2 separate regions of the Mus musculus genome follow, and region 1 is linked to region 2. A link is a loop called in an ENCODE intact Hi-C map of the cell type or tissue named here. Cell type or tissue: heart. All regions are shown on one strand. Links, peaks and the distances in the headings refer to the core of each region. The heading gives the core; the rest is flanking DNA. Region 1 holds the start of Fbln2 (fibulin 2). Region 2 overlaps Fbln2 (fibulin 2).

Region 1 (2,903 bases), core at 188-2,687, 47 kb before region 2:
AAGTGGCAGGATAGAAGGGCTCTGATGTGGTCTCAGAAAGGGGATATTTTATCTCAAAACAAGGATGCACCAGCCCTAGGCTCCTGGGGGAGAGGTGTTCGGGTAGAGGTTAACAGCATACACAAAGGCCCTGAGAGAGGCGTTTGTGGAAAGAGCCCACAGAGGCAGGCTGGGTCAGACTTTTCCATTCAGCTCTGCTCTCCACAACCCATCCTGGTTCCTCTACAATTCCCTGGCTCTTTCTAGGTGCAGCTATGTAACCCTGGGCAGATAGCTTCCTTCTCTGTCTTTTTGTTTGCTCTTGGCTGCCTCACACCTGTTCTGGGCCATGGGGTCTTACTCTTGGGCCACAGCTGCTCCTAGGATGACGGGCAGTGGCTATAGGGGCATCCATCTCTGGCAGGTATGGGAGGTGATTAGCAGTCCTGGATCTCAGACAGTGAAGCTCACTGTTGACTTTCTACCATGCACAGGCCCTGGGCCTGCTGAGAGTGGACAGTGGTGACCAGACACCTCTGTCATTTGGGGGGCAGGGAGCCAAGGGCCCAGTAATGATATGTTTTGAGTTTATATCTTACAGAGTGTTGACTGCCTCTTGGGCACTGTGCTGTGGATGACAGTGTTCTCCACAGCTCCCTACCCACAGAGGTCAAGAGGATTGGCTAAGCCACACCATAGTACAGGCAACTGAATCAGGATAAAAAAAGAAGAAGAAGGAGGAGGAGGAGGAGGAGGAGGAGGAGGAGGAGGAGGAGGAGGAGGAGGAGAAGAAGAAGAAGAAGAAGAAGAAGAAGAAGAAGAAGAAGAAGGAGGAGGAGGAGGAGGAGGAGGAGGAGGAGGAGGAGGAGGAGGAGGAGGAGAAAGAAAGAAAGAAAGAAAGAAAGAAAGAAAGAAAGAAAGAAAGAAAGAAAGAAAGAAAGAAAGAAAGGAAAAAAAGAAAAAGGGCAGGGTGATCTAGACAGTGGAGAACTAAGATGGGAGCATGCCCATGCCTAGTTTCTGCAGACCTGTCCCTGGGCAGCTTTGAGCCTGGGTACCTCTGGCTATCACAGGGTGCTGGGTCCAGGAGGAGAAGCTAAAGGGTGGCGCAGTACTGAGACATCTGAGTCTCAATATAGCCAAAGCATGGTGAGAGGGAGTGGAAAGAGGGACTCAGAGACCCGGACAGGAGAGCGCCGGCTCCTGGGCTCCTATTTGGGCTTGTTGAGCACTGGGTTGGGCGAAGTCTTAGCAAAATCGAGGCCCCGCCCTGAGGCGGGACCTGTGGGGCGGGGTCTCAAGGCCTGGCTAGTCCCGCTCTTCTCCAACCCCGAGCCGCGCGCCACCCGGACTCTGGATTCACCGACGGCGGGTGCGCGGACAGACTGACGGCGGCGCAGCTCAACACAGAGCACCGGGTAAGTACAGAGCCTTCGATCTCCACCCCGCGCTTCCTCTAGGTCAGTCACGTTCTCTTGATCGCTGGCTCGTCTCTCTGGCTCTCCAGACACCAGACTAGTCCTTCAGGGTCTCCCAGGGTCACTCCCCCAGCTGCCCCCCATCCCCGGCGGGAAAGATTGGGCCTCTCGGTCTGGTACCACCCCACCCTCAGTCACAAACTGCCACACATGCACTCACACTAGCAGAAGTTACTGCAAGCTCTGCAGAGGCACAGGCCACCCCAACACCCAGCCCAGAATCTCTCGTGCAGGGGCTGTGCACGTTCACTTCTCCCACATCCCTCTGCACGTGAGTGCTTTCACACACACTTGCATGTTTTAGGCATCCTTCAGACATGCATATGTGTCCGTGTTAGGCACGTGTGCGTTCGACATCCATAGAAAGTTTGGTTCAGTGCCGGTTGGTTCAATGCTTCGCTTATCTCCATCCGCTATTCCACACACATCTCCCACACGGGCCTGTGTTGGACACAGAGGGCCCCACACTCAGGTTCACAGACAGAGTCATGGTCCCTAGCATCTGCGGTTCCCCTGCTGAGTGGGAGCCTCAGCCTAGAGAGAAGGAGGTGGCTGCTGGTGTTAGTCTTGGCTCACTCTTGGAGTGGCCTAGGGGGCCCAGGAGGGGCTAAGTCTTCAGGGGTGGGCTTGGCTCCTCACCACCTCTTGTTTCCCCGCCCCCCCTCTCCTAGGCAAGAGTCCATCCTTTCTTCCTCAGCCAGCCTGAGATCGTGCCCATCTGCTTCACGGTGATGGCCACTTGGACCAGTCCGAAGTTGGTCTGAGCCAGCAGGTGTTCTATGACTGGCCAGAGAGACAAAAAGGAATTTGTGGTGTGTGGGTCCTTGTTGCTCAGAGGATGCTGAACCTGACCCTCTCCAGGAGAGCTTGGGTGACGTGGGTGGGTGGCAGCAGAGGGCTCCCTGGGCTTGGCATTGAGTGGAGCTAATACATATTTGTGATGGAATGATCGGAGCTCTCGCCTCACCTTCCAGAGGTGCCAAGTATGTGTGTGTGTGTGTGTGTGTGTGCAGGACCCCCAAGAGGAAAGGCAGGATGGGAGATGTTGCCAAGGGTGGGTACCTCTTGTCTTCCCGCCCACCCCTTCATGTAGTATGTAGAAAGCATCTGACTGGAGGTGCAGACCCGCCAGCCCCGGCTGTGACTAGCTCTGCATGTTTTGCTTGGCTCTCAGTATGCTATTATTGTTTTTAAAAATTTAATTAGCTGCCAGCATTTACTAACTGGCAGCTTTCACAGAAAAGTCCGGATTTCCGTCTTTTCTTGAAAAAAAAAAAAAAAAAAAAGCAAGCTCTGGTGGTTAGGATTCATATGCTTTTGTGGAGTGCTTCAACCAGTGCTGCTGGCTGCCTTCCCTTAGGGATGGGCCAGGGGCACCTTTGGTTGCAGTCTCTACCAGATCTTTCTTCTGGGCTCCTGTCTGGCCTTTGGAGACCTGTTCTGGTT
Region 2 (2,903 bases), core at 124-2,623:
TGACGCCTATTGGTTGGCTTCCTCAGTGAGTTTTGTTTGAACTAGTTTGAGGGTCCTAGGATCTTACCCCTCCTGTCTTAGCAGAAGCAGGATAGAGAGCCAAGTCTAGGATATGTATGGGCTCAGGCTCAGAAGGCATGGTCTGAATATCTGCATAGAATGATCAGGCTTGTCCAAAAGGATGCCCACGTTCTTCTCTGAAGCTCACATCCCACATACTCTAGAGGCTCTGTATGTAACTGACACCCTCCAGTGAGTCCAGAGAAGGTGCTAAAGCACAGAGCCTGGTGACAACTGATTGGCCTTTCTCTCTGATGATGGAGACAACAGACCCAGGGGATAATGTGTTCTTTGAGCTCTGATTCTCCCCAGGGCTCTCAGCTCTGACCCCTCTCAGGGACCTGCTGCCCGAGGCCCAGTCTACTGCCTCTGCCAGACACTGGCGCACTGCAGCAGGAAGAGTGGAGGGGAACAGGGCAGAGGCTGCAAAGACACACCTGTGAGGGCATGTACAGCTCCCACACAGGAGGAGGCCTGTCTCCTTTTGTTCTCAGGAATAATCACAGGGATTCTCTGCTGGGACAGCCTGAGGATTTTAAAAATATCTCCAGATTTGAGTTTCTGGAGAAACTTCATAAAGCTTCTTTTCATGGAGGCCCTTCTGTATAGCCTTAGCCTGGCAGCCTCTGGAGCCCTCCTCCCCATCCCCTTCTGTGAATGATACTGGCCTGGAACCCCAGAGCCCTTGAAATTTCAGACCCTACTGTTGTTATCTCTTTGGTTGCTGTAGACTTGGGCATTATTACCAAGCATGGGTTGGGGAAAGTTTGCTGCCTGGGGTTTACTCTGGGCTGGCTGCTTATCCTCTCTGAGTCTCTCTCCATCTGCCCTTACTGGGCAGTAGGGGCAGCTCTAACATCTTTGAGTTTTACAAACTCAACTTGGGTCTAAGGTTCAGCTGCCCCCTGACAGGCGCACACAGGTTCTTTATCTCTCTCTCCCCGGATGCCCCTGGCAGACACGCCTCTCTAACAGCCTTCTGTTTTTCCTTCCGTGGCTGTCATTAGACCAAGACGAGTGTTTGATGGGCACTCACGATTGTAGCTGGAAACAGTTCTGTGTGAACACCCTGGGATCCTTCTACTGTGTCAACCACACAGTGCTGTGTGCAGAGGGCTATATCCTCAACGCACATAGGAAGTGTGTGGGTAAGCTAGAGCCCCTGCCTGCCGCCGCCCACGTCACGGCTGTCTGCTCTGCTCCACGCCAACCCACCACATAGTGCCACATGCTAAAGGGCCTACTACCCTTTGCATGTGAGCTCCCACACAGCAGCCTGCCGAGCTCTGTGTCATACCCTCGTGTCCTGGTGTCTTGTCCCGCTTGTTCTCCATGGCTGTGTTCCCAGATATGCCCGTGACTCAGAAAGCTAATGGGATGTCTCAGGGATGGGCCAGAGACAGGAAGGCCAGATGTGGACAGCAGGGCCATGTAGCAGTGTGGAAGCAGGGAGGCCTGGGTGGGAGGCAGGACCCCAGTGGCTCTGGCTCTTGTCTTTTCTCAGTTATTGGAAGCTACTGACAGCGACGAGGATTCGGGTGCATGTGCCGTGTGCACATAGTCTGGGTCACACATCCTGTTACCTCGGCCACTTAGCTTGCTTGTAGATTTATCTGGGATCTCCCGAGAGGCAAGTAGATTGTCCTGGTCCAGCTGGCCCAGTTCAACATCCATTTGCTGTGTGACCCTGAACAAATGTTACTTTCCCCTCTGAGCCTTCCTTCAATGGACAAGGAAGATGTGAGCCCTGTGTAAACCTGCACGTGGCTGGGCCTCTTGTCTATCTATGCCTGAATAGGCCGGGGCTGGGATTCTGGAGTTCTGTGGACAAGGAAGGACTCCATACTGTCTTGTGTCTGAGTTACCTGGTATTCTCACTGAGGAAAAAATGTAAGCCCTGGCTTCCTGCATCTCAGAGATAACACTGAGTAGAGGAGAAGTCAGGCAGACTGGCTGATGCAATGATGGGGAAACAGGCAAAGGGAGACTTCACTCTTGCCAACTGGCACCCAGAGGAAAGAGGAATAGCTCCACCTATTCCCAAGGATGGGTGGGAATTGGCGATGGGAAAAGCCACAAAACAGGACAGTTTTGAAGACAGTTGGGACAGAGGTGTGGAGGTGGGACCAGGGCACACAGTGCTCAGGGCTTGCGGCCAGAGTCCTGTCTGTCTTGCCTGTGCTTGGGGACCATGTCCAGCCTGGACATGTCCTCTTCCTCCCCTGCACCGCTGGGCAGCAGTGCTGGCTGACATGTTTGCCTCGCTGCACCCACGGTACAACATGGCCCTCCTGATGTGCTTGCCAGTGATGGCAGTTCCTCCTGGGTGGACTGGGTTTGTGTGTGTGTGTGTGTGCGCTGGGAGGCATGTGGGTCCCCTCTCAGGATGTCCCCCCATTTGCCACTCCCTGGCTTGGCAGCTATGACCTCTGCTGCAGGGTTCTTAGCGGCTGAAAGATGAGCCCACGGATGAGAAAGCCAAGATACATTCCATTCAGCAAGATTTATGAACCAGCTCTGCATTGCTTCCCTCTTTATTCTGCACAAGCTATCAGTCACTCTCCTCCCACTTCAAGCCAACATCACTTGGGGGCTCGGGGGTTCTGCAGTTGCTCTGCTCAGGTGCAGGAACTCAGATAGGGGAGGAGCAGGACCATGCTGGGATGAGTGTGGCTTCACTGAAGTCCATAACCTCTCTGAGCCCTAGTTTCCCCACTCCACAAAAGAGGCATCTGCATCTGAAGGTCACCATGGAGACCGGGTGCATTAGTCCCCAGGAGGAATGCTAGCAGGGTTCCCTGAGCTAGAAGCTGAGGCCTAGAAGCTGGGGACAGCTTGGTGTG

What was found. A loop is a pair of places that touch in the nucleus more often than their neighbours do. Peaks named below come from ENCODE experiments on the same cell type or tissue, not always from the same donor. Only the 100,000 strongest peaks of a DNase experiment are listed, where the experiment ranks them.
Region 1: it touches region 2 in a loop (1.8-fold over the local background); 4 of 42 quality-filtered maps call a loop at or near these places.

The regions. Positions count from the first base shown.
Region 1 is chr6:91,211,504-91,214,406 of GRCm38, forward strand. Fbln2 (fibulin 2) reads left to right here and starts at 1,261. Exons shown (of 18, transcript NM_007992.2): 1 at 1,261-1,397. In heart, for the core only: no CTCF peak of the experiment used is centred there; DNase peaks (open chromatin) are centred at 1,258, 2,028 and 2,449; H3K4me3 peaks cover 1,710 bases; H3K27ac peaks cover 1,748 bases; H3K27me3 peaks cover 947 bases.
Region 2 is chr6:91,258,563-91,261,465 of GRCm38, forward strand. Fbln2 (fibulin 2) reads left to right here. Exons shown (of 18, transcript NM_007992.2): 9 at 1,068-1,208. Among named protein-coding and RNA genes, the nearest start is that of Fbln2, 47 kb to the left of the region's middle. In heart, for the core only: no CTCF peak of the experiment used is centred there; DNase peaks (open chromatin) are centred at 1,509 and 2,129; H3K27me3 peaks cover 337 bases.